Linked DNA regions of Homo sapiens: region 1 is linked to region 2. The links are chromatin loops, found by intact Hi-C in ENCODE. Cell type or tissue: MCF 10A. All regions are shown on one strand. Each heading gives the region's core, and the rest is flanking DNA. Links, peaks and the distances in the headings are about the cores only. Region 1 overlaps CLRN1 (clarin 1). Region 2 overlaps ERICH6-AS1 (ERICH6 antisense RNA 1).

What was found. Hi-C counts contacts between places; a loop is a spot of excess contacts. Peaks named below come from ENCODE experiments on the same cell type or tissue, not always from the same donor. Only the 100,000 strongest peaks of a DNase experiment are listed, where the experiment ranks them.
Region 1: it touches region 2 in a loop (5-fold over the local background); 3 of 110 quality-filtered maps call a loop at or near these places.

The regions. Positions count from the first base shown.
Region 1 is chr3:150,923,731-150,929,110 of GRCh38, forward strand. CLRN1 (clarin 1) reads right to left here. Exons shown (of 3, transcript NM_174878.3): 3 at 2,837-4,471. The coding sequence ends at 4,206. Among named protein-coding and RNA genes, the nearest start is that of MINDY4B, 21 kb to the left of the region's middle. RefSeq lists an enhancer at 2,176-2,676. In MCF 10A, for the core only: a CTCF peak has its summit at 2,118 (motif pointing right); a DNase peak (open chromatin) is centred at 2,131.
Region 2 is chr3:150,719,181-150,724,560 of GRCh38, forward strand. It overlaps ERICH6-AS1 (ERICH6 antisense RNA 1), which reads left to right. Exons shown (of 3, transcript NR_121675.1): 3 at 689-966. It also overlaps the pseudogene SNRPCP3. Among named protein-coding and RNA genes, the nearest start is that of ERICH6, 18 kb to the left of the region's middle. In MCF 10A, for the core only: a CTCF peak has its summit at 2,301 (motif pointing right); a DNase peak (open chromatin) is centred at 2,301.

The sequences.
Region 1 (5,380 bases), core at 200-5,199, 200 kb after region 2:
AGAGAGAGCTGGAGGATTGCATGGGATGTTTTTCAGGGCCAGGCCTGAAAATGGCACAGGTCACTTCAACCAACATGTCATTGGTACAGCCACACTCACATGGCCCCAACTCCAAAGGAGACTGGGAAATGTACTTTAGCTGTTTAACTGTGCTCCAGAGAAGAGGAAACTGGTGAAGAGCACATCGAATTTCCATGGGTGAAAGGGTGACTGCAGAGGAGTAGGGCAAAGGGGGCAGCTATATGGCAGCAAATGAAAGTCTATACAGCTGATTCTCTTGGAGCTTCTGGCCTGGGATGTGCAGCAGACACCGTCCTTCCCTATATTAAGGCACACTATTCATTACACTTGGCTAAATAGAAAGATGGCAAATTTAAGTGCAAATCAGACAGCCATGGCATCCCGGAATCCACACCTCTGGATTAGCTATGCTACCCTTTTTTGCAAAGTTCATGATAAATTGGAACCTGAGGAGAGTGCAACAACAGGGTGGCAGATGTCGTGCCCTGAAATTGCACGTTTCTGGTAGGGCACTGGCTTAGATTACTTGAGGGGCCCAAGCCTCCTCCTCTGCGAACCCACTGACAAACTATACCAGAGGAGGGAGAGAGAGAACACCGCTAGCAGGAATTCCCAAGTCTCTCACTCTTCTCTTCAGTCGGGTTCGTGGCTCACAGAGGGAAGAGTGGACTTTTGCTGAATGAGGGGTGCACAAACTTGTAACTCATTCTGTCTACTGCTTTCAGAGTGGGTCAAAATCCCTCAGACCAAGATTCAAGCAAAGAAACAATCTCTTAAGACACTTGCCTTTTAACTGCACCATAGCTCACCCTCACCTCACTTCCACCCTGGGGTCTCTATAACTATTGCCTGATACTGTCCGGTAGGACTGGCAGGGGAGAGTCTGGAGATTTCTGACTTGGGTCTTTGGACTTTCCACATAAGCTAGTAAATCCCAGCTCTGAGCTGTGACACCCATGGATGTGTCTGGTTGCCTTGGTGGGAATTTATCACTAAGTCTGTAAATCAAAATATAATTTAATTTGGTTTACATCAGTATTTACAGGAGCAAGAGGGCTTTTTCCAAGGGGGGATTTTGGCCCACAAGCAGAAACCCCAGTCCCGCCCAGTCTTTCTGTCTGCCCTTTAAATTGACCAGCATTGCTGTGTCCCTTGTCACTGATGGTGGTGGCCCATCAGCCCTGAGCCGGGACCAACTGCCACGTTGATGGGGCTTGAAAATGGGCATGTCTCTAGAGCAGACACTGAGCACTGAACTAGTACAGGCCCCAGGATATGTAAATAGAAGGGATGAGGGGCAGCAAGGCCGTTAGAGAAACACGGCCGGGCTTTGGCCTGGTCTTGAAGCAGCATTTCTATTATAACAGATGCACTGTTTTAACTACACTGGATCTTATTGGAAGGGGAGAGGGTGAGGAAAATCGAGAGGGAAGTTAATCCTCCCCCCACCCCCGCCCCACTTTCCACCCTCTGGAGTCTACGCCTCTGTTCTCATTCAGGTTTCTCTAGGTAAATGATTGGGACAAATATCCATTCTAGCAGCAAGCCACGCTTACCTTGGAGCTGGTGCACCCTACCGCTGCCAGAGTGCACCCTCTGTCTCCACCAGGGTTAAGAAGGGGTGGTGGTCTCCCTCTCCTAGCCTCTTGCCAGGTAAAGGGGCAAGAGGGAGAGGAGAATAATAGCACTGTCCCTTGCCTTGATTGTGTACACGTATGATACTCTGGCCTCATTGAGGGGCCCTGAATACCTGGAATGTGACACGGAAGCAGCTTCCCTGGAGGAACAGATGCGACCGCAAGAGCAAAAGACCTCTGCCAACTGTAAGACGCCCGGATGTAAGGAGTGCCCCTCCTCTTCATTCTAATGCACCATCTGCATCTGTTTTCGCTTCATTCTGAAGCTTGCTCCTCTTCCGGTGAACACGTCTTGCCTTGGCTGGGTCCACCTGGACAAACCTAGGGTGATGTTCATACATTCTTCTTGCCATTCTTTCTGGCAGCATCATCAGCACTGATGTTCTCACTGATGACATGAAGGTGTCTGAGACAATTAAACAGGCTCCCCACCTGGCATGGTGTTCGCCTCCCCAGGGCCAGCAGGGGGCCCCGCGACCTTGTGAGAAGGCTAGCTGCCACCTGGGGAAGGAGGGCGGGTCCCAGCAAAACGAATGTCATTCCCGGGGCCTTTGATTCCCACCGAGTGGGAGCCGCCTATGAGCGTCCTGGCCAGACCCTTCTTCTAAGGGCTCCCCATAGGCCTGGGGACTATGCGTTTCATCTGCGAGAAGAGAGGGAGACCGGTGCTGCTGGTGCCGGGTTGTTTCCTGCTTTATTTTGTGTGCGGTGTGCTCTGCAGGGACCTTTTGAGTGTCTGTCACAGCCCTGCTTCTCCTTTCCAGCCAGGGAACATGGTGGGTTTGCCTCTTAGTTCCTCATTAGATTTTTCAGCAGCTGCTCCAGGTTTTCTTTCTCTTTCTACGGAACAGAGAACGATTGGAGACTTGTTTTCTAAAGAAAAAAGCCTGGTGTTCGAAGGAGTTTTTCAAAACTCCAAGAAGACAGAGAGGAATCCAATAAGAGTGCAGGGGGTACCTGGCCTTGGGGACCTCCAACCAACTCCTCACGCAGGAGACGGTCCTTGTCCTCCTAGCCCACTCATTTCCAGTGCTTTTGTACTGGACCATTTCAGCTAAAGACTTACAGAACCGGGCTCTAGCCTGTTACCAAAAAAAAAAAATCCCCTTTGTGGCTAGACTGAATTGTAGTCTTCTAGAAATTGTCCAGGTGTATTTCCTGATTTAAGGGGAAAAACCAGCATCTGGAAACTCGGTGTGTTCTGATGTCTGCTGGCGAATAGCGAATTGACACCAGAGCAAGTTATTTCTCAGGTATACGGTTGTTTCATCCTTGTAAATAGTTCCAAAGGGAAACAGTGTTTTATTTTAAGGAGTACTTTCAAACCTATTATATGAGGGCTGCTGAGTACTCAGCACCTGTGGTCAGAGGCCTAGTGATCTGTTTGCTGTCATTCTCTGCTTTTTCCTTGGTGCTTTCTGGAGGACAGCAGGTTGAGGATGAAGGAAGGGTCAGTTCCAGGCTCAGCTGTGGCCTTTAGTCAGCTGCAGATCAATTTGATGGGTAATTCAGGGGAAAAAAAAAGTTGACCTGGGTCATGCTTGGTGACAGCCAGAACAAGACCAAGATGATACAGTGATACCGTCATAATCCCAGATTTAATATAATTTTCATAATTGCATATTAGTACTCGAGACACTATAGCTAGAAAAACAGCCCCTAATAAGTCATTTTGCATCAAATGTACTAAGCAGAGATCATTTTTCATGATTCCTCAGTGGTCCTAACAATTATGTTCATTGAAAGTACTGTCGTGAATGTAATTGGGACTCAGGCACGGGAGGAAAAATACCCTAAGCTTGGTTTTTTCTTCTTTTCTTCTTTTAGAGTTTGCAGATTTTGACCAACAGACATGGTTAATAAGACTATGCTTTTTTAAAGCCTATATTTTATATTTATTTTATTTTTTAATTTTGTTAGTGACAGGGTCTCACTTTATTGCCCAGGCTGTAACTCGAACTCCTGAACTCAAATGATCTTCCCACCTTGGCCTCCTGAAGTGCTGGAATTACAGGTGTGAGTCACCACGCCTGGCCTAAGAGTATACTTTAAACAAATTTTTTAAAATGTGTGTTGATACATTTTATAGATGTTCATTTAATACACTACTGTTTTAGGAAAGCGATTGCAGCTCAGTTTTCTGAAATCTGGCAACAAATGTGTGGATATATTAGAGATATTATTTGTTTTTATTAAAATATATTCCATGTGCCTTTGATATCTTTTTGATAGGAAGACATCTTACACACACACACACACACACACACACACATATATATATATGGAGTAACAATTTGTCGATTCTAGTCAACTGCCTTTGACTACCTGGGTCAAGCAATTTCCCACCAGATAAAACAACTTTTCAAAGCCTTCCTTCTGCTTCCCTTACTTTCCAGCCTGTATCCTTAGTACGTAATTTGTAAACATTGTCACGAAGGGTCCTGATGCTTTAATATATGCAGACTAAAAGGATATGCAAAATTAACCACATCTAAAAGTGACCAAAGCAAGTCTACTCCCTTGTAAAATTATAGAAAGGTTTGCCTTTCAGTACATTAGATCTGCAGCTACATTAGTTGTTTCTGCGTCTTTAGATTTTGCAAAAGGGAACTGAAATCCAGCAAGTCGTATTAGGAGCCCATTCAGAAAATGAACAAAAAAGCAAAAGAAAATGACCCAGAATGAGGTGGTATATTTTTCACTTTGCGTTTTGTAGACATAAGTCCCTTCTTTATAATTTGCAATTTTTTCTGAGAGGTGATGGATTTTCACTTCAGAGGCAAACAATATCATGACAAGACAGCCACAGGAGCCTGCAACAGAAGAAACAAGGTGTTGGGACAAATATTTCCTGATTGTAAGGGACAGGGAAGAGGGTCAATGTGTAAACCAAGGAATTCTCTTACCATCATCCCCATTGACATTATCCACACAAAAAATTATTGCATATTTGTAATCATGAGCCTGATTCTTCAGTCTCTAGGTGGTAGGGCTTGGGTTATGGTTCTGCTCTGAGTGAAGAAGATTTGTGTGTGCGTGTAGGAGTGCAGTGGGAGGTAAGGAGGTGGTTAGAATTAAGCTGATCTTACAAAGACTGGGAGATATTCCTCTTTGCATGATGTGAAGGCTGAATTGCTAGGCACTTTAAAGGCATAATGGTGGAATCAGGCTACAAAGCAGCCACTGCTATGATGTGGCTTCAAGAGAAAATATTTCTCTGTACTTCACAGGCCATGCAGGATAAATGTCAATCATGCAGCCTCTTGTGAAAGGCCCCAGCCTCCCTTCAGAAGGGTTACCACAGCTCCTTCAGCTTTCACTTGGCCACAGCTGCACAAAGGAAAAGGTAGCTATGGATGAGGTATTGAGGTGGCGCACATCTCTATTCTCCTTGTTTGTAACAGAATTCAGATTTTTGGCTAGACATGTGAGTGTCTTGAATTAAGACAGCATTGTTCAACTAAGGGTGGTTGGGAAGTATGGGCGGGATAGTCTTCTTGAACTATACAGGTATTAGGGGCCTGTCCTTTCTTCCCCACTTCCTCCTTCCTGTGGCTGAAATATGGATGCAATGGCTGGAGCCCCAGCATACATTTTGGACCAATGTGGCCCCAGAAATGGAAGCCATATGCTGTGGAAAAACAAGAAAGAGGGAGTCTAAATCCCAGATCCTTGGAGCCTCTGGACCAGCCCTGGACTTCAACCTCTAGATTTTTATGTGT
Region 2 (5,380 bases), core at 223-5,222:
TGTCCTTACAATGGAATATTACTTGGTGATAAAAATAAATGAATTACTTATATATGCTACAACGTGGATGAACCTTGAAAACATTATGTTAAAGAAAAGCAGCCAGTCACAAAGGACCATGTATGTATTGTGTGATCCTATTTGTATGAAATATACAATAGGCAAAACAGGCAAATCTGTAAAGAAAGTAGAGTCATGATTTTCTAGAATCGGTGGAGTTTGGGGAAATGGGCGGTGACTGCTGATGGGTGTGTGATTTCTTTTAGGGGTGATGAACATGATCTAGAATTGATTGTGGTGTTCTTACACATCTCTGTGAACATACTAAACACCACTGAATGGTACACTTCAAGTGGGTGAATTGTATGGTATGTGAACTATATCCTAAAAAAGTTGTTTTTTAAAAAGGAAAGGAAATGGTTTACTTTTGAGGGTAAATTGAAAGCTCCCCACCCAGATATTATTAACAACAGTTAATGTAACAGCAGTATAGAGCACTGACCCTGCCATCTGCGTGTATCTTCATTCTGATATTCCTTTCTCTGTCCATCATATGCCCCTTGATTTTGCTTTTCTTTTTTTTAACTGATAGAGTCGATAATTTTATTTTCACATTTCACAATACAAATGAAAACTGCACTTTTTCTGGTCCCACTTCTCCCGTCTAATACTATTCTCTCTTTGATAGGAAGGAGGAGCAAGTCTTCTTTGTCATGCTATTAAGAAAATACCCAGAGTCACAGCACCATGATCTCCTTGTGAAGCAGAACAAGTAATATAAAACTGATCTAAAGAGGCCTCCCCTCTACTCTTATCTGTCTGGTCGAGTCATTTGGGTCCAAGTGGGCACCATTGTGGGAGGGTGGGAGGACTCATCACTGGGGGCCCAGGCATCATTGGCATGTGGCCTCCTGTGTTAGTTTGTTCTCATGCTGCAAATAAAGACAACTTGAGACTGGATAATTTATAAAGGAAAGAGGTTTAATGGACTCACAGTTCCACATGGCTAAGGAGTACTCACAATCATGGCGGAAGACAAAGGAAGAGCAAAGGGACATCTTACATGGCAGCAGGCAAGAGAGCGTGTGCAGGGGAAGTCCCCTTTATAAAACCATCAGATCTCATGAGACTTATTCACTATCGCGAGAACAGCATGAGAAAAACCCACCCCCATGATTCAATTACCTCCCACCGTGTCCCTCCCATGTCATGTGAAGATTATTACAACTCAAGGTGAGATCTGAGTGGGGACACAGAGCCAAATGATATCACCTCCAATGGGCAGCCTCATTCCAGGAGCACATCCCATTGGCATCATCCAGGAGGAGGGGGGGGCCATCATTGGCATCATGGGAGGGCCCCCCAGCTGGGGTGCTGGCATCATACCTGGTGAGGAACAGGAAGAGACTGGGGGGAGGTTGGATCATCGCTCCTGCAGGAGGAGGAACAGAGAACAGAGTAGGAGGTGTTCTTCCTTGTTGAGATGCAGTCTTTGTTCTGTCAGCCAGGCTCCGAGCCTGCTCTTCTATCCATTTCTGGTAGTAGTCTTTCACATTCTCTTTGTGTTTCCTTCCACTGCAATGGTAGGTTCTCACAGATGGAGAGTCGTGGGTGAGGTATGTATTGCAGAAGTCACAACAAAACTTAGGCATGTTGCTCTGTAGCCCGTTAACCACTCTCTTCCCTGATTTTGCTTTGTTTTGATGTGACATTGAAGCACTGCACATGCGCAGAGCAGCTAATAGTTCTTCCCTCTTTGGATTGTTGGATGAAATTTTTTTGAATTTTATTTTTTATTGATACATAATAGATATATGTGTTTTGGGGGTACATATGATAATTTAATATATTTATATAACTTGTTAAGAACAAATCAGTGTAATTGGGACAGCCACCACCTTAAATACTTGTCCTTCCTTTTTGCTGGAAACATTTGTATTATTCTCTTAGCTATTTTGAAATATACAATAGGTTATTCTAAACTATAATCACCCTAGTGATCTATGAAACACTACGTCTTATTTCTTCTATTGGATTAAATGATTTAATACCTGCAATGCTCTTAGCATTGTGCCTGGCACATGATAAATAAATATTAGCTGTCGTTATTCCGACCCAAAACAAGAACATTTTTTATTGTTACAGAAAAAATTGGACCATTGATTATGTTTCACCATTTAAGTGGCTATTGTTTGCATGCTTTCGACAGTTCTATCCCATGCCCTATACATTTACTTTCCCCCAGACCTCCCTCCCCTCCATCTTCAACCTATTACAACAGGGTGTAATAATATAGACGAACACTAGAGGGAAGCATGCAATTGCAATGAAGAAAATCGGCATCAGCACACTTGAAATTCAGACAAGAAGATAGAAGATGTCTAGTATCAAAGGAAAGTGAAATGTCTTCCTTTAATATAGTGTCTTGTAGTATTCTCCTATAGGAGGGAAGTATTATTACTCTATCGGATGAGTATTCCTACTGGAAGGATAGCTGCGGCATTTTAAAAAATCCTGCCTGTATGTGCCTGCCATAAAGATGTCACATAACCATTTCCTCACGTGCTGTTCACTCCACACCCCAGCTCTCCTGAGAGCACTTAGCTTCTCCCGTGAGCCGGTTCCTCCGATGGGAGGCATTTGGAAGCCTACATTAGTATAGTGCTGCCTTACAACGCACTTTAATGTAATATCTAGTCTCTGGGAGGCCCAGGAGTGCTTCAAATTCTAGGCTTCCCTGAGATGTCCAGTGCATTTCTGTTGAGGTGTATATGGGCTCACTCGGCCTGAGTCCCTCAGGGGCAGGAAACGTACCCCATCTTCACCTTTGCATCCCCAGCAGTTTGCAGTGCTGGGCATGCCCTAGAGAAGCTGGATAATGTCTGTTGGACTAAACTGCTTCATGAGCTGCAGACAGAAAAAGAGGGAAATTTATGCTCACTTTATGCCTGAGCAATGGGACTCTAAACTGCACCCCTAACCAGTGAATATTTTTCATTATTTTTCTGGATTATAAAAGTTCATGCTCATAATGTGAAAATCATGCAAAAAGAACATCTAAAATATTCATAATCCCATCCATCCAATATTAACCTGGGGAATACTACAGATTCTTTTAACCTTATGTCAGAGTATAATATATAAATATATGTGTGTGTGTACATATATATAGTGTTTACATTTATGGCAGCATGGAACACCTATCTTTTAAAAATTTTTTTTGAGATGGTGTCTATACTCTGTCACCCAGGTTGGAGTGCAGTGGCGTGATCTGACTCGCTGCAACCTTGGCCTCATCCTCCCACCTCAGCCTCCTGAGTAGCTGGTACCACAAGCGTGCACTACCATGCCCAGCTAATTTTTTGTATTTTTGGTACAGACAGGGTTTTGCCATGTTGCCCAGGCTGGTCTTGAACTCCTGAGCTCAAGTGATCCACCTGCCTTGGAATCCCAAAGTTCTGGGATTACAGGTGTGAGCCACCATGCCCAGCCCTACATCTATCTTTTTTTTTTTTTTAAAACTAATCCCTTTCTTTTGGGAATTTAAGCTGTTTCTCAATTTTTGCTTTTTTTAAAGAGCAGTCTGGTGAATATTCGTGTAGCTAAGTGTAAGCCCACATTCTTTATTAGTGTCTTAGGATAAATTCCCAGAGGCAGAATTTCTGGGTGATGGGTAATTTACATTGTCACCAACAGTGACAGTGCCCTTGATCAGATGAAGAGTTTTAATTAAACGTCACACCAGAACTCCATAATCTTGTCTCAGTCATGTCATCGCTGCTCAAAACATTTGGTGAACTCTGTTTGGTGATCCAGGCTATGACTCATATAAGAAAATAAATCTTAATCTCTCATCTTGCCTTTGATCTTTGACTGTTCAAGAAAATCTAATTTACCACAAAAGGACAAAGACAGCAACCATGGCAGATTTTCATATAGGTGTGCCACCAGAGTCAGGAGGAGATAGGGAAATGCTTCCCAGACTGTTCTGAATAGTGGCAAATCAGAGAATAATTCCTCTAAGTCTTTTTGGAAATTAGAATGGAACTTCCCTATCATCTGAAGACTCCTTATGGATTGAACAAGGAGGGCCCTCTTGACTGGTTTGTCTTTCTTTCTTTTTCTTTCTTTCTCTTTCTTTCTTTCTTTCTTTCTTTCTTTCTTTCTTTCTTTCTTTCTTTCTTTCTTTCTTTCTTTCTTTCCTTCTCTCCTTCCTTCTTTCCTTCCTTCCTTTCTTCCTTCCTTCCTTCCTATCTTCTTTCTCTTTCTCTCTCTCTCTCCCCCTGCTTCCTTTTCTTTTCTTTTCTCTTCTCTTTTTTCTTTCTCTTTTCTTTTCTTTCCAGGGTCTATGCTATGCTGCCTAGGCTGGTCTCAAATTTCTGGACTCAAGCAATCCTCCTGCCTTGGTTTCCCAAAGTGCTAGGATTACAGGCATGAGCCACCTTGACTGGTTTCTTCCTTAAAGGTTCCTAAGCTTCGCCTTTTTTTTTTTTATCTTAAAGATGGACACAGAGATCTAAACATTAAAACAATTTATTTATTGGAGTTTCCTCATAGAAGGGTAAGAGAGACAGTTGCACCTGACTGGGTGCTTAGTATTTCTATAGAGTGGCTTAAGCATGGCAACTGATTAATGAGAGGAGCAGGAGGTGACTTGCATTGTTTTTACTAAGATAATATTTTGTTTTGTTTTGTTTTGTTTTTTTTGGAGAATGGCAGATTGGGTTTATTGAGGGAGGCGACTGAAAGGAACTCAAATCACCCCCTTGGTACTGCTATTTATATTACTGCATTGTGTGGAAATCCTTAGTGGCAAATAAAGCTTTGGGCTGATGTTTAAGGCCCTCTACAATATAATCTTAACGCGACTTTTCTAGCTTTAACTTCGCCTACTCTTACACAGACCTGAATGGATGCTGCACATCCTGTTGGCCCAGCTGCAACTTCAGCCACTGCTGTAGCAACCAGTTTTGTGCAGGTGTGGCTGATGGCTCTGGCTTTGGCTGCCTGACGTTTCCTGGATCCTGCAGCGTGGCACAGGACACATTTGCCTCCTGGTTGCCTTCTGGACTTGCAGGGTACTTACCGTGATAGGGGGTACCCTTTGATGAGCTGGGGATGGGAACTGGAGGGTGAAGACCTCCCTCTTCTCTCTCTCAGTGGACAATTCTGAGGTCCTTCTACACAGTGCCTCAGAAGCCCCTAGCGGGATTGAGCCTCAGTTACCTAAGGCAGTGACCGGCGGATAATGCACCTGTGCTGGCTTTCTTTCCTCCCCTACTCCCCTCTTCAGTCCTTCAGTCTGTTGCCTGGAATCACTTTCCTAAATAAATGTCTTTTTTTTTTTTTTTTTTTTTTTTTTTTAGAGGGAGCCTCGCTC